Regions from separate parts of the Homo sapiens genome. Here regions 1 and 3 are each linked to region 2. The links are chromatin loops, found by intact Hi-C in ENCODE. Cell type or tissue: Caco-2. All regions are shown on one strand. Each heading gives the region's core, and the rest is flanking DNA. Links, peaks and the distances in the headings are about the cores only.

What was found. Hi-C counts contacts between places; a loop is a spot of excess contacts. Peaks named below come from ENCODE experiments on the same cell type or tissue, not always from the same donor. Only the 100,000 strongest peaks of a DNase experiment are listed, where the experiment ranks them.
Region 1: a loop joins it to region 2, with 14 times the contacts of the local background. A loop is called at or near these places in 3 of 110 quality-filtered maps.
Region 3: it touches region 2 in a loop (2.5-fold over the local background); 3 of 110 quality-filtered maps call a loop at or near these places.

Annotation. Positions count from the first base shown.
Region 1 is chr1:170,454,319-170,462,029 of GRCh38, reverse strand. GORAB-AS1 (GORAB antisense RNA 1) reads left to right here. Exons shown (of 3, transcript NR_125958.1): 3 at 453-713. Among named protein-coding and RNA genes, the nearest start is that of GORAB, 74 kb to the left of the region's middle. In Caco-2, for the core only: no CTCF peak of the experiment used is centred there; a DNase peak (open chromatin) is centred at 4,539.
Region 2 is chr1:169,926,143-169,933,853 of GRCh38, reverse strand. The region is part of intron 19 of KIFAP3 (kinesin associated protein 3); the gene reads left to right. Among named protein-coding and RNA genes, the nearest start is that of SCYL3, 36 kb to the right of the region's middle. In Caco-2, for the core only: a CTCF peak has its summit at 4,723 (motif pointing left); no DNase peak of the experiment used is centred there.
Region 3 is chr1:170,140,254-170,147,964 of GRCh38, reverse strand. NTMT2 (N-terminal Xaa-Pro-Lys N-methyltransferase 2) reads right to left here and starts at 2,006. Exons shown (of 4, transcript NM_001136107.2): 1 at 1,704-2,006. The coding sequence starts at 1,857. RefSeq lists enhancers at 1,363-1,893, 1,894-2,425. In Caco-2, for the core only: no CTCF peak of the experiment used is centred there; no DNase peak of the experiment used is centred there.

The DNA.
Region 1 (7,711 bases), core at 1,653-6,652, 530 kb before region 2:
GGTGGCCTCACTGGTGGGTGCAAGTGAGTTACTGTCTCTTTTTCTCTTTCTTGTTTCTTTCTTTTGACAGAAGTTGCCATGTGATTACTCAATTCTGAATTTTAGAGGCCATAGGTTACTGCATTTATGCCCTTTGCCAACTGACTATTGTTTGGTGCTGGGCCTGCATACAAACACGACATCCCCAAACTCTTATCAATACCTAGATCACCTGATGTGAATCTATCAATACCCTGGACTTAACAGGGTATTGAAGGAAAGAGAACCGGCAATTCCTTCATTTCTTACATCCCAGCCAGTAGTCCTTCTCCCAGGCTAGTCTTCCTTTTGTTTCCCCTAAGAATGACTCAACTAGGAATTGCATTCTGATCCCTGTCACAGATATAAATCTTGTCTGGATACAAGGTCAAAATAATTGTGTTCCTGTGGATTCTTTTTCTTTTTTCAACCAGAGTAACTACCAGTTGCCATGAAATAAATCACATCATCATATGGCAGATCCAGCTAATAGCTGAGACTGGCAGGATAACTGAACCGTGTACTCAGAGCTAAATGATGGAGAAATTGGACTGGCCATGGAGCACTTCAAATTGATTGCTTAGTAATGGGATATTTTTCCTGGAAAGACAACAGAATACTTCTGAATTGTTGGTTCTGTCATGGGTACAGGCTCCCATGTACAGGAAAATAAAGAAAGTGTGATGAATTTTTCATCTGGCCTTCTGCCTACTTTCTTGCTTTCTGCATGTCTCCATTTTTAGTCTGTAAGCCCTGCCTAGATGACCAATCACTATTGCCCATGTGGCATAAAACCTACAATTTAACTATACTTCTTACCAAACTCTCAGCAAGTATGAGGTAGCCAACAGCCTTTTCAAGATAATGACTGAGTCTTAGCTTAGGTTTCAGTCATTTTAGGAAACATAAAAAATTCAATGGTGGGAGATCATACACACTCTGCAAAGATGTCAGAAGTCAAGTTTTGGGAGAGTCCACACACAAACTGAGCAGTGATGGTAAAATATATTTTTGAAATATTTCTCCTCTGTGACTGTTATGTGAAGTAGAGCAAACACATTGTGCTGCAGTGCTCTTTGGGACATGCCTTTTTTGGGAAGTGCTAACTTTATACTCTGCTGACACCAAACATTTGAATATAAAACCTTATTTTTTTCTCTCACTCTGCTCCACTTTTGGCTCAGCTTATTCTACCAAAACACACTTCAAAAGACTTCTTTATAGAAAGAATGTTTCAAAAATATAATATTTCCATCTGTTATTTCAATAATACATGCTCTGGGACTCTCTTTATGAACCACTTTCCTTTCTTTGCTCCCATTTAGATGTATAAATATTTGATTGTAAAGCTCTAAGGAATAGTCAGCCAATCGGGTCACTGAATTGTGAACATTCCTAACCCTATAATTTTGTCTGTAGCAGGCACCTCCTGCTGTGGAACTAACTGCTAAGGGATTATAGCAATGTAATCCTCAGACTGTTCCATCTCAAGGTTACTCTGAAGTGGAGGGAAGGAAGCCGTTTTAATTTTGATAAAATAAACTTTATTTTGTAACTTTATTATTTGTTTTTCTTTTTCCTTTCAACACTTCATAATAGATGTGTCTGGTAATTTGAAGTTAGCCTCTCTGGTTGAGGTGCCCTAAACCACCTCGTATTATTGTAGCTTTCTTAAGAGGCCACACAGCATTTGTTTCTGTCATTACAAAGTGTAGAACTTGAGTTTTTCTACCTCTCATGAGCTGAACCAAGCCACATATGGACCCTTATTAACATGGTCAATTAGGTGCATTCCTAATGGGTGGCAACAGAAGATGCATGGAAAGTGTCATGCCACCCATGTATGTTTGAAATGTCAGACCATGTGCAAAACTTTAAGTTACTTTTCTGCTTCCTAGGCTTTGCCTACCAGACCTTTATTTCAGCAATTATTGAAGCAATTGCATTTAAGGTTACAACATGAATTTCATGGGAACTCCCTGTTCGATATAAATGGAAACATGTTCCTTGGAATAAAATATCTTTATGAGTGAAGTTTAATATATTTTGAATCAGGCCCAAAGAGATCTTTTGCTGTGAGTGAAGAATAAAGTAAAAATTCCATTAATAAAATTTTATGGCTGTATAGGTGGAGAAAAATCTTTTCCACATAAAAATATTTTCATGTTTTTCTCAAATTAAAAAAATGGAAAGTTATTGATAGTCACTTAAAACTAAGCCTAATTATTAGAATATAGATAGCCAAATATTTCTGGAGACAATAGGGCAAAAATATTTTAGAGTTTTAAAATGTCTGTAACTTTAACCAAGAAATTATGCTTTTAGAAGTCTACTCAGGAAATACAACTTGAAATGCTGGATACATTTTAAAAATCATTTTGATGACATTGGAGAGGTATAAGCCAGTCAAAAATTGAGAGTTCAAGATTGTCAAGATGACAAAAGAACCAGGAGAGGAGCCTGAAAATTGGTGCTACCTTTCCTATCCAGGTCAACAAAATTGAGAAACTGAGGGCTGCTTTTGGCAGTTCCATGGGACCGAGGGGACAAAAATTAGATATTAGAATTTGTGAATGTGTCAGGGACCTGGTAAACAACCAGGTTTTCAGTTGGGATCCCTAAAGGGATACAAATTGGAATTAATAATGAACAGAATAAGTCCTTCCAGTGACTGAAACAAACTGTCATATCAGTTTAATCCCTTGTTATATTAAAGCAATCTTCCTAGGCTAATAATACACTGAAAACAAAATAAATACTCTATGGAGGGAGATAACATCATCAAAAGCATAAAGGTATTGCTAAAATATTTCATATACAATGTTAGCATTTAATAAAATATTACCACACCTTCTAGGAGGCAATGGCAAATGCTAAAAACTTAAGAGAAAAAAAAACAGGAAAAAATAAAATAAAACAGACCTATAGGAGAGACATTTATTAGAGTTAGCAGACATGGACCTTTAAATAACTTTGATAAATATTCTAACTAAAAGGACAACATGAAGAGAATTGTATAGAACTGGAATCTAGAAAAACAATGAAATTGGAATTCTAGAGTAGAAATGCAATAACTGAATTTAAAAGTCAATTTAAAAATCAGTGTGTGGGTTTAAGAGCCAATTAGACACAGCCAAAAATAGAATTAGTAAATTAGAAGATAAGTCAGTGAAAATATTCAGAAAAAAGTATAGAGAAACAAAGTAAAGGAAAGCACAGAGGATAAGAGACATATAGGAAATAATGAAAATATCTATCAAATGTGTAATCACAATTTTAGAAGAAGAAAAAGAGAGAGAATGGGGAAGAAGCAATATTGGAAGAGACAATGGCTGATAATTTTCCAAAACTGCTGAAAAACATCAACACATAGATTCAAGAAGAGTTATGAATTCCACATAGAAAACTATGAAGTAAACCACACCATAATAAAGGAACATCATAATAAAGCTCCTAAAAAACAAAGAGAGAGGGTGGCTGGCAAGATGGCTGAATAGGCACAGCTCCAGTCTGCAGCTCCCAGCGAGATCAATGCAGAAGGCGGGTGATTTCTGCATTTCCAATGGAGGCACCCAGCTTATCTCATTGGGACTGATTAGACAGTGGGTGCAGCCCATGGAGGGTTAGATGAAGCAGGGTGGGGTGTCACCTCACCCGGGAAGTGCAAGGGGTTGGAGAACTCCCTCCCCTAGCCAAGGGAGCCATGAGGGACTGTGTCATGAGGAACGATGCACTCTGGCCCAGATACTGTGCTTTTCCCATGCTCTTTGTTACCAGCAGACAGGAGATTCCCTTGGGTGCCTATGCCACCAGGGCTCTGGGTTTCAAGCACAAAACTGTGCAGCCGTTTGGGCAGACACCAAGCTAGCTGCAGGAGTTTTTTTTTTTTTTTTTTTTTTTTAATGCCCCAGTGGCGCCTGGAATAGCAGCTAGACAGAACTGTTCACTCTCCTGGAAAGGGGGCTGAAGCCAGGGAGATGGGTGGTCTAGCTCAGCATATCCCACCCCCATGGAGCCCAGAAATCTAAGATCCACTGGCTTGAAATTCTTGCTGCCAGCACAGCAGTCTGAAGTAGACCTGGGATGCTCAAGCTTGGTGGGGGGAGGGGCGTCGAACATTACTGAGGCTTGAGTAGGCGGTTTACCCCTCACAGTGTAAACAAAGCTGCCTGGAAGTTAGAACTGCAAACAACTTGAAATGCTGAGTAAATTTCAGCAGCTCGTCAAAGCTGCTGTAGCCAGACTGCCTCTCTAGATTCCTCCTCTCTGGGCAGAGCACCTCTGAAATAAAGGCAGTAGCCCCACTCAGGGGCTTATAGTTAAACTCCCATCTCCCTGGGACAGAGCACCTGGGGGAAGGGGTGGCTATGGGCACAGCTTCAGCAGACTTAAACATTCCTGCCTGCAAGCTCTAGAGAGAGAAGTGGATGTCTTAGCACAGTGCTCAAGCTCTGCTAAGAGATAGACTGCATCCTTAAGTGGGTCCCTGATCCCCATGCCTCCTGACTGGGAGACACCTACCAGCAGGGGTCAGCGGACACCTTATACAGGAGAGCTCTGGCTGGCATCTGGCAGGTACCCCTCTAGGATGAAGTTTCCAGAGGAAGGAACAGACAGCAGTCTTTGCTGTTCTGCAGCCTCTGCTGGTGATACCCAGGCAAACAGGGTATGGAGTGGACCTCCAGCAAACTCCAGCAGACCTGCAGCAGAGGCCTGACTGTTAGAAGGAAAACTAACACACAGAAAGGAATAGCATGAACATCAACAAAAAGGACGTCCAAAGAAAAACCCCATCCGAAGGTCACCAACATCAAAGACCAAAGCTAGATAAATCCACAAAGATGAAGAAAAACCAGTGTAAAAAGGTTGAAAATTCCAAAAACCAGAATGCCTCTTCTCCTCCAAAGGATCACAACTCCTCGCCAGCAAGAGAGCAAAGCTGGATGGAGAATGAGTTTGACGAACTGACAGAAGTAGGCTTCAGAAGGTGAGTAATAAGAAATTCCTCCAAGCTAAAGAAGCATGTTCTAACCAAATGCAAGGAAGCTAAGAACCTTGAAAAAAGGTTAGAGGAATTGTTAACCAGAATAACCAGTTTAGAGAAGAACATAAATGACTTGATGGAGCTGAAAACCTTAGCATGAGAACTTTGTGAAGCATACACAAGTATCAATAGCCAAATTGATCATGCAAAAGAAAGAATATCAGAGATTGAAGATCAACTTAATGAAATAAAGCATGAAGACAAGATTAGAGAAAAAAGAATGAAAAGGAATGAACAAAGCCTCCAAGAAATATGGGATTATGTAAAAAGACCAAACCTACGTATTATTGTTGTACCTGAAAGTGACTGAGAGAATGGAACCAAGTTGGAAAACACTCTTCAGGATATTATTCAGGAGAACTTCTTCAACCTAGCAAGACAGGCCAACATCCAAATTCAGGAAATACAAAGAACACCACTAAGATACTCCTTGAGAAGAGCAACCACAGGACACATCATCATCAGATTCACCAAGGTTGAAATGAAGGAAAAAAATGAGTGAGTTTCTTAATCCTGAGTTCTGATTTGATTGCATTGTGGTCTAACAGCAGATCTCTCAGCAGAAACCCTACAAGCCAGAAGAGAGTGGGGGCCAATATTCAACATTTTTCTTTCTTCCTTTTTTTTTTTTTTTTTGAGATGGAGTCTCGCTCTGTCACCCAGGCTGGAGTGCAGTGGTGCAATCTTGGCTCACTGCAAGCTCCGCCTCCCGGGTTCATGCCATTCTCCTGCCTCAGCCTCCTGAGTAGCTGGGACTACAGGCACCCACCACCAAGCCTGGCTAATTTTTTTTGTATTTTTAGTAGAGACGGGGTTTCACCATGTTAGCCAGGATGGTCTCGATCTCCTGACCTCGTGATCCTCCTGCCTGGGCCTCCCAAAGTGCTGGAATTACAGGCGTGAGCCACTGCACCTGGCCAATATTCAACATTCTTAAAGAAAAGAATTTTCAACCTAGAATTTCATGTCCAGCCAAACTAAGCTTCATAAGTGAAGGAGAAATTAAATCCTTTACAGACAAGCAAATGCTGAGAGATTTTGTAACAATCACACCTACCTTACAAGAGCTCCTGCAGGAAGCACGAAATATGGAAAGGAAAATCTGGTACCAGCCACTGCAAAAACATACCAAATTAGAAAGACCATCGACACTATGAAGAAACTGCATCAACTAATAGGCAAAACAACCAGCTAGCATCACAATGACAGGATCAAATTCACACATAATAATATTAACCTTAAATGTAAACGGGCTAAATGCCCCCCAATTAAAAGACCCAGAATGGCAAATTGGATAGAGTCAAGACCCATCACTGTGCTGTATTCAGGAGACCCATCTCATGTGCAAAGACACAAATAGGCTCAAAATAAAGGGATGAAGGAATATTTACCAAGCAAATGGAAAGCAAAAAAAAAAAAAGCAGGGGTTGCAATCATAGTCTCTGATAAAACAGACATTAAACCAGCAAAGATCCAAAAAGACAAAAAAGGGCACTACATAATGGTAAAGGGGCCAATGAAACAAGAAGAGCTAACTACCCTAAATATATGTGCACCCAATACAGGAGCACCCAGATTCATAAAGCAAGTTCTTAGAGACCTACAAAGAGACTTAGACTCCCATACAATAATAATGGGAGATTTTAACACCCCACTGTCAATATTAGACAGATCAATGAGAGAAAATTAACAAGGATATTCAGGAGTTGAACTCAGCTCTCGACCAGGTGGACCTAATAGACATCTGCAGAACTCTCTACCCCAAATCAACAGAATATACATTCTTCTCAGCAACACATAGCACTTATTCCAAAATCAACCACATAACTGTAAGTAAAACACTCCTCAGCAAATGCAAAAGAACAGAAATCATAACAAACAGTCTCTCAGACCACAGTGCAATCAAATTAGAACTCAGGATTAAGAAACTCACTCAAAACCACAGAACAACATGGAAACTGAACAACTTGCTCCTGAATGACTACTGGGTAAATAACAAAATTAAGACAGAAAAAAATAAGTTCTTTGAAACCAATGAAAACAAAGACACAACGTACCAGAATCTCTGGGACCCAGCTAAAGCAGTGTTGAGAGGTAAATTTATAGCACTAAATGCCCACAGGAGAAAGTGGGAAAGATCTAAAATCGACTTCCTAACATTAAAATTAAAAGAACTAGAGAAGCAAGAGCAAACACATTCAAAAGCTAGCAGAAGACAAGAAATAACTCAGATCAGAGCAGAACTGAAGGAGATAGAGACACGAAAAACTCTTCAAAAATCATTGAATTCAGGAGCTGTATTTTTGAAAAGATTAACAAAATAGACTGCTAGCCAGAATAATAAATAAGAAAGAGAAGAATCAAATAGACACAATAAAAAATGATAAATGGGATATCACCGCTGATCCCACAGAAATACAAACTACCATCAGAGAATACTATAAACACTTCTATGCAAATAAACTAGACAATCTAGAAGAAATGGATACATTACCGGACACACATACCCTCCCAAGACTAAACCAGGAAGAAGTTGAATGCCTGAATAGACTAATAACACTTTCTGAATTTGAGGCAATAATTAACAGCTTACCAACCAAAAAAAGCCCAGGCCCAGACGGATTCCCAGCCAAATTCTACCAGAGGCAC
Region 2 (7,711 bases), core at 1,849-6,848:
AATTGCACCCTACTAACTTTAAGAAAATTTAGGAGTTATTGATAAGTTCATAGTTTGTACTTAAGTTAGTTTGGGTGAATTTCATAAACTTAATTGCTAGTCCTTAAATTAAGAGGGGAAATGCTGATGTACATGAGTGACAAAGAAGAAAAAAGATAGTGTTTCCTTAGGCTGATTTAAGAATAATTTTAACTTAAAATATGACTCTTACAAGTCAGATAAACAATTGTCATATATTTCTACATTCCAGTCTACACTGAATTTGTTTATGTCAATGCAAAGTGTGACCAAAGGATGCTTAGCCCTATTCTTTGAAGATGATATAGAAATACCATGCTTCATCATCAAAAGACATGTAATCTTATAATCTATAGTCTTATACCTGAGCAGAAAATGAATTTACCTTTTTTAAAAAAGAAACCCATAATGTAACAGTTAAATATAGTCTTAAGGACCAAGAAAGCTTATAATAGTAGAGATTTACTTTAATTCCTGTTCTTCTAATACATTTCTGGTATATTATACAGTATTCTGAGATCCTAAATGTTCTAGAGGACATTAAATAACTGTGAAATATTTTTCTGACCTGTATTTATTACTGAAATTACTGAACTAATGGCTGCAAAACATCAAATAATACTGCCCACTATAAATCTTTTGAAATATCCATACAAAGCAAGGAAATGCCTTTATGTGTGTGTATATATTTGCATTTATAAGTTTAGAATCAAATTTTTTAAGTTATCATGCTTAGCTGTTTAAAAAGATGCACTTTTAATGTGTTTAAATATAATTTCTATTATCTATATGTTTGCCCTCAATTTTGCAAAAAGGTTAGTTTGATTTAGCTTTCCAGAAACATCTTTATCAGTCATTGCTCGATTTTTATCATCCAAATGTAATTTGACTATTATTTTAGACTAAAAAATATTGACACAAATGAATAAGTAGATTATGAAATAAATAGGAGATTTTATATTAAGCATCTTACATTTGATAAGATTTTCAGGATTTTTTTAAGACAAACATTTGTCTGCTTCCTTAAAGTGAAAAGTTTCTAAACTATTCCAAAATGTTCCCAAACTGAATGATTTGTTTAAGGACTTTGGAGACATGAGTTTTAACAAAAAAAAAAACTTAACATTAATTAAAAAAAAAAAAAAGTCTGGTGTTATGTCAGTAGTGTTTTTTATTCATATAAGAGAGACTAGTATTATGTCCGTGGGGGTAGCATGCATGTTAGATGGCTGTATTAACTCTTTGATTTTTGTTCATATGTCAGACTTGTCTGTTTTATAAAGAAAGATGGGGAGTTGATATAGCCCATTTTGTGTAGCACTTGTGATAATTTTATATTCCATTTTTTGAATTTGTTCATTTCAATAGTGCATTATCACTTTAAGATTCTGGTTGGCACTTAAACTACAGTAACTAAAGGTTATTTTTCATATTTTAACCAGTTTAGCCAGAGTTTTTAGTACTAGTATTAACTTTTGAATTATGTTTAAGGTCTTAGACTTTACAGCATGTTTAGTTTATTTTCATTTCTTATTAGTATTTTTCAGTACTTAATAGTCTCTTGCCCCCACCTCCAACAAGAACTTTCCTCTCTGTTCAACATCAGAAACATTTTCCTTTTGGCATGTGCTTTCTAGTTCCCCAAACAGTATAAGCAAATTGGAAAGTTTAGCTGTCATTCTTGGAAGGTTACAGATCACACTAGCAGCCTGAGTAATCCAAGAGGTTTTAAGTATCATAGCATTTAGTTTAAAGTGAAATTTGCTCTGACAGGGCTGGCAGACCAATAGGAAAAAGAAATATTTGTGCTTGGAGAAGTGCATATGTAGAGACCAAAAGTATAACTGATGGCTGGAAGTGATTTCAGTCTAAAAAAACAAATCATTAAGAGAGTGCATAGGGGTAAAATACACAGTTCATATTTTAAAGAGTCTCAAAATGAACCAGCAACTAAGGTTAGCATTACATAGTAATTAGTTGTGGTGTTCAGGCTTTAACTCACTCAGTACCAGACAGTATAGTTAAACTGTCGCTGAAAAAACATTGCTACTTACATGATATTCTCTAGTTTAAACCTATAGCAGTAATTTTTGTACCTTAAAAAACCAAGGTATTATGACAGATTATATAAATGTTGAACCAGTAACAGACAAACAATTATTTAAAGGACGTGCTAATGACTCAGTTTATTGACCTAGGGGTTATTTAAGCCGCTCAGCAAGTTCCCTTAACATTTGGTGGTATGAAATGAAGCATTGCTTGATAGTATAGAACTGCCAATTTCAAGAAGTCCTTGTGCTTAATGGAAGAAATGTAAGTTAAAGATGACTAGATGGCATACCTTCATTAAAATATTGCCAGAAAAAGCCAAAGACCTTTATAGGTTTGAGTAAATATTCATTTCAACTTGATAATCACATCTGACAACTTCCATTAGGTACCTATTAGAGCATTTTTTCTGTTAATAACTACAAATAAGGAAAAATAAAATATATTTTAATGGCTCCAGTTATTTCTTGCACGTCATTTTTCTCTTCAAGAAAGCCTATTATGAGCCAGAGGAATCTAAAATTTATATTTTTTTCCTTGAATATGCAGATAAATAATAATAAAATGGGTCAGACACGGTGGCTTACGCCTGTAATCTCAGCATTTTGGGAGGCTGAGGCAGGCGGATCACCTGAGTTCAGGAGTTCGAGACTAGCCTGGACAACGTGGCAAAACCCCATCTCTACTAAAAATACAAAAATTAGCCAGGCATTGTGGCACGGGCCTGTAATCCCAGCTACTTGGGAGGCTAAGGCAGGAGAGTCACTTGAACCCAGGAGGTGGAGGTTGCAGTGAGCCAGGATTGCACCATTGCGCTCTAGCCTGGGCAAGAAGAGTGAAACTCCACCTCAAAAAAAAAAAAAAAAAAAAAAGAAGTAATAATAAAATGAAAAGGACTTCCAGCAAGATGATAGACTGAGCTAATTTGGAAGGGACCACTCCTATGCAGATAATATGTAAATGGTGGACAAAAATGTAACAGAAATTTATATGACTAAGTTCATAAGAAAGATAGGGAATACCCCAATGACAAAAAAACACCAACCGGAATATTGAACTAGGTACGAGTTATTTGGTAAAGGAAGATGGAACTGAATTCTCTAAATAAAGCCTGGAATTTCAATTTTTTCTCATCAGTTGAAAAGAGGACTAAATGATGTTAATTCACCAGCCCAGAGAAGTGGCCAAAACCTGTCTGTGCTCAAAGACCCTAGGTAGGGGAAGATAGTCACCCATGTGAAAGAGAAGTCACAAGCTTGTTTCATGCACATGAGTGGGTTCAGAATTTACACCGTATACTTAATTCAGGGAACCTTAGTCAAGAAATTGCCATTTAGATTGTTTTAGGACAGCCATCTCAATGAAAACATAAAAAGGACCATCATGAAAGAGAATCATCAGAATGTAATGGAAATCCCATTTTATCAATGTTCAATATGCCATGGAGTTTAAATTTGATAAGCCTTGTTTTAAAGCTTTGTAAAGTACATGACAGTACACGACAAGCGCTCTAACAGCAAGAGTGTTAGGATGCCCAAGAATTAGAGTTAATAGAAGAATCTCAATTAGACTATATAAAATGTAATAAAAAAGTAAATTAATAAAAAGGAATAGAAAACTTAATGCAATGATATAGTATCAAAAAGTACCAAGTATAACATCTCCACATTAAAATATAATCACTAAAATATTACTCTGGAGGCAGGTTAATCAACAGATTGAGATGTATAAGAAAAGTATAACTTGAATGAAATTAGAGGAGAGTCAATGAAATGGAATTTCTTTACCATTTAGAATAAATCAGTGCAACTATTTTACACACGTTCCCTTCATCATTAGTACAAATTAGTTTTTATCTGAAGTATCTCAGTGTAGTAACTAAATTGAAAGGATTTTTCCCCAAGGTGCTGTTTTTCACCCTTAGAACTGACAGATGTCCTTCAAAAAATGTTTTTAATAAACTCCAGATGAGTATTTTAAATACAGCCTCCCACTACTCATATAATTTGCCCTTGATTTTTGAAAAAAAATACTAGTTTGAATTCATTAAGAATAAGATTCTTTAAGATGCTGTAGCCATTTAGTTTTATTGTAATAAAAGGAAAATTTATAATTATGCATATAAAAGATTAAGAATAAAACTAAATGGGAAATGACAACTAAACTTGATATATGCTGGTGAAACTCATTAGAAGACTGCTTAACCATGCTCTTGGATTTTATTTTCTCAACAATACAAAAGTTCAAGTCCAAAGAAATGAGTAATACCTTTGAGCAACTTAAAATATATATTTATTACATATAGATTTATAGAAACAAGATGCCATTAATATTGGTTCAATGAAAAATTTTAGAAGCTATGTTATAGTAATAGCACTTTAACATGCATGCATGTTACATTTTTCAGTGTTCAAGACAATTAGCATCTTTTCTTATAACCTCTTTTCTTATGATCTATTTTCTTAGGCACCCAACATTCACAAAACTTTTTTTGCATGTAACTGATAGGTATTTCTATTTAGCTGTAAATTATTTCATAATCATAAAACTGGACATTAATTATCTGCGACAGCAATGGATGCCACATTCTATGAATGTTAAATGTGCTGAGAAGTTTAAATTTAATAATCCTTGCTTTGAAATTTTGTAGAAGTACCTGATACTCAGTGGTAAGACAAGCTCTCCATCTAGTGGTTGGTCTATAAATGACAAACATTTAGATCTCGATGTAGTAGTACATCATTTTACTAGTGTTAGGTATTGTTTTATACTCGTTATTTCGTTCAACCTGCACATCTCTTCTTATTGTAAGAATTTCAAGGAGAAAATATTCTCTTTTCCAAGAACAGTTCAGCCCTGTAGAAGATAGGGGCAAGCTTCTTCTACAATCTGATTTCATCTCCATGGAATACCACAGCATCTCAGTTATTTGATGAAGCATATCCCCATACTAAGGGGGCAAAATTTGCTCCATTCCAATGAAATATAACCTTTAAAATTTCCAGCCAGTTTTCAAATTCTTCTCCTTTAGTCTCAGTCCCCAACTCGTAAAGGTATAACTTTAATTTTTTTTTTTTTTTTTTTTTTGGAGACAGGGTCTCACTCACTCTGTTGCCCAGGCTGGAGTGCAGTGGCGGTCATGGCTCACTGCAGCCTCAACCTCCTGGGCTCAAGTGATCCTCCTGCTTCAAACCCATGAGTAGCTGGGACCATGGGTGTGCACCACCATGCCTGCATAATTTTCTGTATTTTTGTAGAAATGAGGTTTTGCCATGTCTTGAACTCCTGGGCTCAGGCAACCCGCCTACCTCAGCCTCCCAAAGTGCTGGGATTTTAGGCATAAGCAACAGCATCTGGCCTAAAAAAACTATTTTAAAAGAGAAAAGATGGTCCGGGCACAGTGGCTCACGCCTGTAATCCCAGCACTTTGGGAGGCCAAAATGGGTGGATCATGAGGTCAGGAGTTCAAGACCAGCCTGGCCAAGATGCTGAAACCCAGTCTCTACTAAATATACAAAAATTAGCTGGGTGTGGTGGCACACACCTGTAATCCCAGCTAATTTGGAGGCTGAGGCAGGAGAATTGCTTGAACCTGGGTGGCAGAGGTTGCAGTGAGCCAAGATCACGCCACTGCACTCCAGCCTGGGCAACAGAGCAAGACTCCATCTCAAAGAAAAAAAAAAGAGAAAAGATAACATTGTTGTGAATTGTAGCATATTTGATCATTGTTATTTCTGCCAGTACCCCTCTGTAGGTTCTCATTACTTCACATTTGGACAGCTGTAATAGGTTCTTCAGTGTTCATGATTTTGCCTCTCAACCCCCTTTCCTACTACAATTATCTTCCTAAAACATAGAATTTGGTCATTCTCTTTCTTAGCAACCATTGACAACTCTCCAGTAGCCACCAGTTCTTAGCAGGTTTATGAAAAGCTTCAATATCTAGTCCTAACCTCCCTTTCTAGCCTTATCTCCTGCCATTTGCTTATATCATAAATCTAAAACTTTAACCATAACAAACCATTTGCTCTTCGTCAGCCACTCCTCTCTGTTGCTCAGGCTGCTCCACCATCAGGAATTCTGTCTCTCTTTGCCTGTGAGATCTTACTTGACTTTTAAGACTAATTCATTCATGAATTCATGTAATTTTTGAATGCCCACTCCATGTCAGATACAATACTAGAGCCTAGGGATATAGCAATGGCCAAAACACTCCTTGCCCTCCATGGTGTTTATTTTCTAATGGGAAAGAAATACAATAACAAAATATGTCAGGAGGTAACAGATGCATTAAAATCAAAGTATTTTGTATGAAGACTTTCTAGCTGCCAAGATTGTCCTGTAGCAATTTGTACATGTCTCTAATATACTCTTATATTAAATATTTATCCCCCCTCTTTTCTTCTGTAGCAATTTATACATATGCTACAGTAGGATGACATCAGGTTATTATCAGAATATTTCTTCCATGTTAGGTGCCTCCAATCCTTATAGTCAAGGACTATGTCGTATTTGTTATTGCCTTCCCAGCACCATGTTTTTTCCTTGGCTTCAAAAACTATACTTAACCACATTGTAGGAACTCAATAAATGTTTCTACTATTTGGATAGGTGGATGGATGGGCAAATGGTATATAGAGTCACTATTACAATAGACCTAAATTTCCCATGACAAATCATACTTAAGCTGAAATTACCCTGATGATCAATTAACAATCTACTTAGAAAGATAAACATACTGATTTTGATTCTATAATCAATATATTAGAGAAATTGATAAAAAGAATGAACTATTCCAAAAAATTATGAAGAAGTAATTTCATACAGTTTTATAATATCCTGGAAAGTTTCTTCCTATAACAGCTCATGTTAAATTCTTTCACTTGACAATTCCAAAAGAATTCCAGCCTTCAATATTACCTGATGGATCACAAAGACTGGTTTGTTAAGAAAAATCACTGCTGCCTATTTATAAATATGTAGTCATAAATGATTTTGTCTTGGGAAGAATAGAATTCCTAAAGACAGACTCAGACTAAAAAGATGAAATTTAGCATGGTAGTTATAAGTAAAATTTTGAATGTGTGTGTGTGTGTGTGTGTGTACACACACAACTGTACATATATACAGAAAAAACTTAATGTTACATGTAACTATAACTCAATATTATATAACTATATATAACTCAATGTTATATATATATACACATATATACACAGTCAATTATAAGCAGTCAATATTAGGCAACTTTGTGATAATGTCTTCTTAAAATTTTTGTTTAAGATTAATACAGTTTTAGCCTACAATAGTGTAAAGTCAGATATAGGATCTTTTATTCTGTACTGGTTTCAGATCACATCATAAGTATCACGTTAATTTTAGCTTCTTCATTTGAAGACAAACACTAGAAAATGGAAGTGGTTTTAGAGAGCAACTGAGATGGTAAAGATTAGAGACCATGTAATGAGGCTTGAATAAACAAGGGTTGTGAAGCAGTCATATCAAAGAAGAATTGGACTCCTTGTGTGGTTTCAGAGGGTAATTCTAAGACTAGTTGAACTGGATTTTAGAGCTGTGTAATAAAGAACTTTCCAACAGTTTTACATATCCATAAATGGAATGAACTGCCTTGACAAAGTAGTGA
Region 3 (7,711 bases), core at 871-5,870, 220 kb before region 2:
TGGTAAAACATTAGCATATTTACAAAGGAGAAAAACACAAAATCAAAATGATTTTATTGAACAAAAAAAGGGATTGAGACTAAATATAAATTATAGTCCATTTGTGCCAAATTAATTTTCATCTGCTTTTCAGAAGAGACTATTGTATTCAACTTTTTAACTCATCTTCAGCTGCCTTCAAAGGTGACTTCTTTTTCTCTCTAGTAAATATTTTTAAAGTTTGACAGTCATCTGCCTGTTAGTGACTCTCTTCTCAGCTGTTGTAATTGATATCTTTCTCCAGTCTAATAAAACCAAAGCTACCAACCTACTCTTATTGAGGTATGGCCTGAAGAGTGTCTCCAGAAAAGCAATGCTTTGCCAGTATATGAAGTGACTAGAACATCATCACCTTCCATTTAAACTGCTGTATTTTTTTTTCCTTTTGGATATAGATGAGATGTATTATACGTCCTAAAAGAATTACTCATGGGCAGTGTGATCTACCAAAAAAAAGCCCTGGACTTTGGTCTTTGCTTTCATATTACTCTATCTAGATTAAATATCATCATCTCTGAATTTTACTTCCCTCCTTTGAAAAAGTAAAATGAAAGGAAGAAGGAGGGAAGATAGGTAGAAAAAAAAATGATAACTTACCCTATCTATTTCATAGTGTGACTATGAGAATCAAATAAAGTCATAGACGATAAAAAGTTTTAGAAAGAAGTTATATAAATATGAGATGAAGGTATTTGTATGTTTAGAATTAAAGATCCCTCATAAATGGATTTACAAAAAGGTTTTGGTAGGCTGCTAACATTCGGTTGCTTGAATGCAATACAAAGAATTATGTAGCTGCTTCGACAGCTGGAAACCCTGACCACATCAAGTGCACAATGGGGCTTTCAAACGACCTTAAGAAAACAGACTAGGCTGATACACAGCCTTCTTGCTTTCACTGGGGGAAAATACAAATCAAAGGGAGAAGGGTATTTTACTCTTTAATGGTAAGTTATTTCCTCTTCAGTGCTGTTTAGGGTGCCCTGAAGTAACTGCTTTCACAGAGGCTGAAAAAAGTAGAGTAGGCAAAACAGATAAGCTTTTTATTGCTCTATTGTCCAATTCTCTGAAAACTAGAGGAGATAACAAAAATGGAGACAGACCACTGACTTCTTAATATTCAAAAACCAAGCTAAAATCTCCTTTTTTTAGGCTCTCTGACTATTCTTGTGATTCAAGAAGACCGCAGAGGATTGTAAGTGTGTACACAAGCACAGACACAGAAACATACATACATAACCCAAGCACATTTTGATCTATCATTATTTAGTCTTTCTTTTTAACTCTTACTCAATGTATTAATGCATTAATACTCTCATCTTTGAATTATCAAATTTGCCCAATTACAATTTTTTGTAAATATTAAACATGTCTGAGTTTCTACAAGCCTGATACTCATGCAACAGACACCCAGAGAAGCAAATCACAGTGCCTGAGGGTGCATGGAAATCCCAAAATAAAGTCCTGACTCTATTTTAGGCACTTAATCTTTGTATTCTCCATAAAGAATTCCACTGAAACATTTCAGCCCAGTGACATTGGTTGTGGAGTTTTTTTTGTCTGAAAAGTGTCCTTGTTTTAAATTCTCTTCTAGAAGCCCCATGACCTCATGCAATCCCATCAGTCATTTCTTGTTTCTTATCTAGTAGCTCTGACTCACTTACCCAGGGGAATTTTTTCCAGCAGGTAGAGATAGCTCTGAAAGAAGTCATTGCGAATGGCTTTGTGAAGGATAAAAGACATGCTATGTCTACAGAGTTCATCGTCGGTCTTCTGCCAGCGGGATCTAAAGGCAAAATGGGCTCCCCGGTGGGCCATGACAAAGGGGGATAATAATGATTCCTACAGAGAAAGGAAGCTTGCCTTGCTGTTTCTTTGAATTAGCCTTCTCTTTCTAAATGAACTTGAGACTGTCATTTTAAACCAGTCCCCTCTCCATCTATATCAGGACAGGCTGTCATGGGTGTGGGGAGGAGGGGCAGCACACAGTGGGAGGGGAGGGCAGGCTCTTGGCACGTCCCTCCGTCTGATTGCTTGGGTGACACCACTCCAAGCCAGCAGGTGCTAAGTAAGGATGAAAACTGGCTGAGAGAGATCCTGCTTCATCCAGGAAAAAGCACGCCTCTCTCCTTTAGCCACCACTTCAAACAGGCAAGAGCACAGCCTGCTAACACCCTGAATATTTGCCTTAATTTGATTTCTAAATTGGAATAGCCTAATTTCCATTTCAAAGAGTTGTGAATATTTTGCAAGAGATCTTGTTCCCTGATTTCCATCACTCCTCGTAGAACACTGAATCCTCAAATTACAAGGACCCTTCAAAGTCATCTTAGCCACTCATGCTCCTTTCATCAGTACAATTTCTCCCAAATAATTTCATAGAAATGTGTATGTGTTTCCTATTTTGAAGGATCTTCAAGAGAAGCAATTATTTGAAAGCTTGTTTTGACGTTAAATATCCTTCTCTGTCAGCAAACTCTTCCATCTAGCTTGCTGTAAACAACAACTATTCATGTAAGCCTGTTTCTTCCTCTCTGCCTACTCTGAATATAATTTTCCTCTTAAGTACATTTGTTTTCTGTACCGGGTATCTTCTGATTGTCCCTCCGGATACACTCTCCACTCTTCATACATTACTATGTGTTCCCCAGGAGGCTGACCTACATCAGTGGACTCCATTGCCCTCTAGCTTCTAGTTGGCTTTAGCCAATGGATAGTGCCAGGAGGAGACAGGAGGAAAGTGAGGTCAAGGTATTTATTCCCTTGGCACCTTCTCTGTGGAAATGCCATGAGCTGACCATATCCTTTAACAAAAGGTCATACGTCTGACCAGGGTCTTCTCATACAAATATCCTCTCCTGGTTCTGTTCATTTCTCCTTCACCTGACTGCTTGAGGCCCAGGGGGAGTGATGTATCAGGTGACAAGCCCAATTCCTTGTAATTTTCCTATACTTGCCCACATATTTGTAAATAGTCCCTTTATTAAACCAGTTCGAATTCCCAATTTGTGAATTCCATCTGTTCCCTACAGGGACCATGACTACTGTTTTCCTCCCCTTATGTTCCTAACAGGAAAATGTGTAAGATCTCAATACACTATTGGCCCTATGCCATGTGCACCCACAGACCCCCTGCCTGTACATATACACATGCTAATATACACAAATGCACACATTATGGTAGGCAACTTCTAATGTGACCCCTGTCTTAGTTCAGGCTGCTCTAACGTATTACCAAAGACTATGTGGCTTAAACAACAAACATTTATTTCTCACAGTTCTGGAAGCTGTGAAGTCAAAGATCAAGGTGCTGGCAGATCCCATGTCTAGTGAGGGCCCTCTGTCTGGTTTGCAGATTGCCCTCTTCTCATTGTGTGCTCACATGGCAGAGAGTTAAATCAAGCTCTTGTGTCTTTTCTTATAAGGGCACTTATCCCCTTCATAAGGGCTCCACCCTCATGACCTAATTATCTCCCAAAGGCCCCCATCTCCAAATCCCAACACATTAGGGCTCAGAATTTCAACATAAAAATTTTGATGGAACACAAACATTCAGTCCACAGCAGTCCATAAGAATCCCCATCTTCTTTCTTCCTGGTATTCACCTCTTCCTGTAATCCTCTTTTTTTGAGTATAGGCTGGACTTAAGGACTCACCGCTGAAGAATAAAATATGGTGAAAGTGATGAGATGTCACTTTTAAGAAGAGGTTATTAAAAGATTGTCTTAGGTGTCTTCTTTCTCTCACTTGCTTGTTTGCCATGTGGGAAGACTGCTGCCTATTGTGAGTGGCCATGTGGAGAGGCCTGCATGTCAAGGAGCTGAAGTCCTAGGTCAAACAGCCCAGAAGACACTGAAATCCACTAACAACAGTGTAAGTGAGCTTGGAAGCGAATCCTTCCCCAATTAACGGTTTGGCTGCAACTTGATGGGAGACCCTAAGTCAGTTATGTCATACCCAGGTTACTAATCCACAGAAATGTGTTTATTATTTTAAGCAACTAAGTTTGGGGATTATTTGTTACAATGCCACAAGATACAATGAATTCATACATTGTCCATGAATTTTTTTTTTTTTTTTTTGAGACAGGGTCACGCTCTGTCACCCAGGCTGGAGTGCAGGGGTGTGATCATGGCTCACTGCAGCCTCAATCTCCCAAGTCTCAAGCAATCCTCCCACCTGATTCTCCAGAGTAGCTAGGACTATGGGCATGCATCAGCACATCTGGATTTTTTTTTAATTTTTTTTTTTATCTGTAGAGACGGGGTCTCGTTATGTTGCCCAGGCTTGTCTCAAACCCCTAGCCTCAAGCAATCTTCCCGTCTAAGTCTTCCAAAGTGCTGAGATTATAGGCATGAGCCAGTAAGCCCAGCCAGAATTTTTTGAAGATAAACAATGTAGCCATAATCTTTTTTTAAGTTTTATTTGTGTGTCAATCTTTTACTGAGAGAGGAAGTAAGGATTCCAATTATTTGACTCTGATTTATTTTCCCTCATCTTCTTGTGCTTCTGTTTTGCCATTTTCTCCCTCTCCAGGTAAAGGGACAGCCATTCAATTTTGGTGGAATTGTCCCCATCCTTGGCTTCAGTAATTGCCCAAACTGCAGTTCAAGTTATCCATTTTGCCCCTCCCACAGTTTGTGGTACACAGATGGGTATATCATCCACGCCTGAGCTGGTCAGTACATAATGTTACCCTGGTTCCAGTTTTCCTTTTTGAGTGGGCACATTATCTAAGTCTGTTATTGTTAATGCCAGCTTGAGTTGAGTTTTCTGTACTAGCAACATGGAGTTTTGTCTAATACAAATACCATCCTGAATCATTTTTACTCAATGAATTCTCATGAAGATGAAGATAGAGTAGATGACATCAAACAGACCAAAGAAACTTCTGGTGTGATTATTTCATGGTATTAAGAAGGAAGGGTCTTACCTGGAATTAAGCAGATATGACTGAGTTAGGAATTCATTGCCACCACTTATATATGGGGTTACCTCAACTAACTGATTTCTTAGTCTCTCTGAGCCTCACTTTAATCTTCTTTAATATAAAAATGATGATAATAGTATATGTCTTACTTTATTATTGTGAGGGCAAGATGAAATAATCCATGTAAAATACCACAGTGCCTAATACACAGTACATGTTCAGTTATTATCATCAGTTAACTATTATCATTACAATCCTTTGGAGTAAGCTAATAATAAGTTATAGGTCCTCAAAATACATGATGTCTATCTGGTTCTTCTTCTGTTGTATTTAAGTAATTCTAACACATATCCAGATTATTTGTACTTAATGCATTTAAGAATTGAAAAGAAATCCAAATGAAATGTGTTGTTAGAGCTCATTCATCCATCCTTTGGAATTTTTTGTTGCTGTAGTAAAATAAATTAAGTAAAAGAAGAAAAACATGAAGGGATTCTCTTTTGTTACTTATATTCATCAATACGTTTAACAAGAGGTGTGTTCTTAACCCCATCTCAGTGATGTTTTGATGACCCCTCCTATGCTTAAAAGGTCAGGATGTTTGGTGCTGGGAGAGAGACTGGCAATCACTGGCTCAAGACGCTCAGTATTGCTTATTTGGCAATTGATATTAGCAAGTTTCTCAGTTTTTACAGAACTAATTTTCTTCCACTATAAAATGAACATTAATTATTTGTGTTTGAATGAGGATTATTAAGTGTTCTAAGATTCTATATTTCATACCCATAATTCTTGAGTGGGGTGAAAGACTGATTGGTTTCTACAAAATGCCTTTGTCAAGTTTTGTTTATCTCTGTAGGTCACATTGGATTTTGTGACTGTTTCTCATACTGGTATAGCTCGAACCAATTTCTGGCTCATTGCGTTTGTTTCCTTATGCCAATATTTTTTCTCTCAGAGCTGCAATGCTCTATTTGCTACCACCTCACACCATTCTTGGCTATGTTCATACTCAGTAAATGAGGTTATGATATAGATCTCAAGTCTACCAGTCATCAATTTCCAGGCAGGAAAGAAAAACAATGAATGCAGAAGAAAGAAATATGACTCCAGCAAGAGAAGGTAGAAACTCTGAATTTATCCATTTTGGTTTTCCATCTCACAGGGGATCCCTTGGTGGGCGGGGGGTAACTACTGTTAAAAAGTAAATTATCATGAAGAGAGAGTCAGAAGTAAGGAAAACAAAGAAAGAAAAAATGCCATATAAAAAACATACTCATTCAGTAGTACAACAAGCTAAATGTTTGGGAACATCCACTCAAAATAAAATACCTATCAAATTAAAATATCATAATACTTTAAAGGGAAATTCAGCATAGAGGATGAAATAAGGATATTTTCAGACAAAGAGAGAATTTACCACTCATAGGTGCTAACTGGAAGCACAACTAAAAAAAAATCTACTTCAGGAAGAAGGAATTAATACAGGGTGTTATTAGCACAGGAATAGGTAAAAAGATTAATAAAACAGAATACACATAGAACTACAAAACAAATCTATTCATATATGGTAAGTTGACATAAGACAGAGATAGTATTGCAGTAGAGAAAAGATATTTTCAACATTGGTCCTGGTGCTGGCATAATTGGGTCCCCATCTCACATCATGCACAAATCTAACCCAGGCAGATTGAAGATTTAAATGTGAAAAGCAAAACTCCAAAATTCTTTGAACGTCTTATGGGAAAACATCTTTATGATAACAGAGTAAAAGAAGGATAACTTTTTTAAGATTCAAAAAGCAAAAACTAAAGAAAAAGTATAATTAATTAGACTACATTGAAATTAGAATGGTGAACTTTTGTTTATCAAAAGAAACCATTGAACAAATGGGTAAGAAATACTTGTACCACCAATAATTAATCAGAAATTAGTATACTAAATATATGAAGAGTTTCTATGAATAAATAAGAATAATACAAACAATTCTATAGAAAAATTGAAAAAAGACATTAACAGGTAGTTCACAGAGAAGTAAATAAAAATACAAATGAAACATTAAAAAAAGGCTAACCCATTAATCACCTAGAATATACAAATTTTAATCAAAACAGGTGCAGAGTGAGATTTGTGAAAATTAAGGCCTGGTGAGGATATGGAACAGAAGAAATCATTATAAGCTGTGTTTTAGTGAAAATAGACACAAACATTTTGCAAAACAATTTGACATTATCTTGTAGAGTTAATGATGTGCGTATCCTTGATCAAACAATTCCATCTTAGGCACATACCCTAAAATAACTCCTACACATCTGCACCAGGAGATATGTTTAAGAATTTTTTAAATAGTGTTCTTTACAATACCAAATAAACAAACAAAAACACTATAGCAACCCAGATGTTCAAAAACATCAAAATTGGCAAATAACATATATTTATACAGTAAGAAACCAAAACACAGCAATGACTATTGGGGAATGTTCTGCTATTATGCACTGGCACCCTTGCAGGTATCCACACGTGCCACACAGGACTGAACCACAACTAATCTGAGTCTTGGCAGAATGCCTTGTGATCCTCCTGAAACACAAGATGATAAGTGGTTTGTGAAGCTATCTCCCACTCACTTCCCTGTATCCCCTAAGAGACTTGCATGGCACAGTTTCTTTTTCTTTCTTTTTTTTTTTTTAACTTTAAGGTCTGGGATACACATGCAGAATGTGCAGGTTTGTTACATAGGTA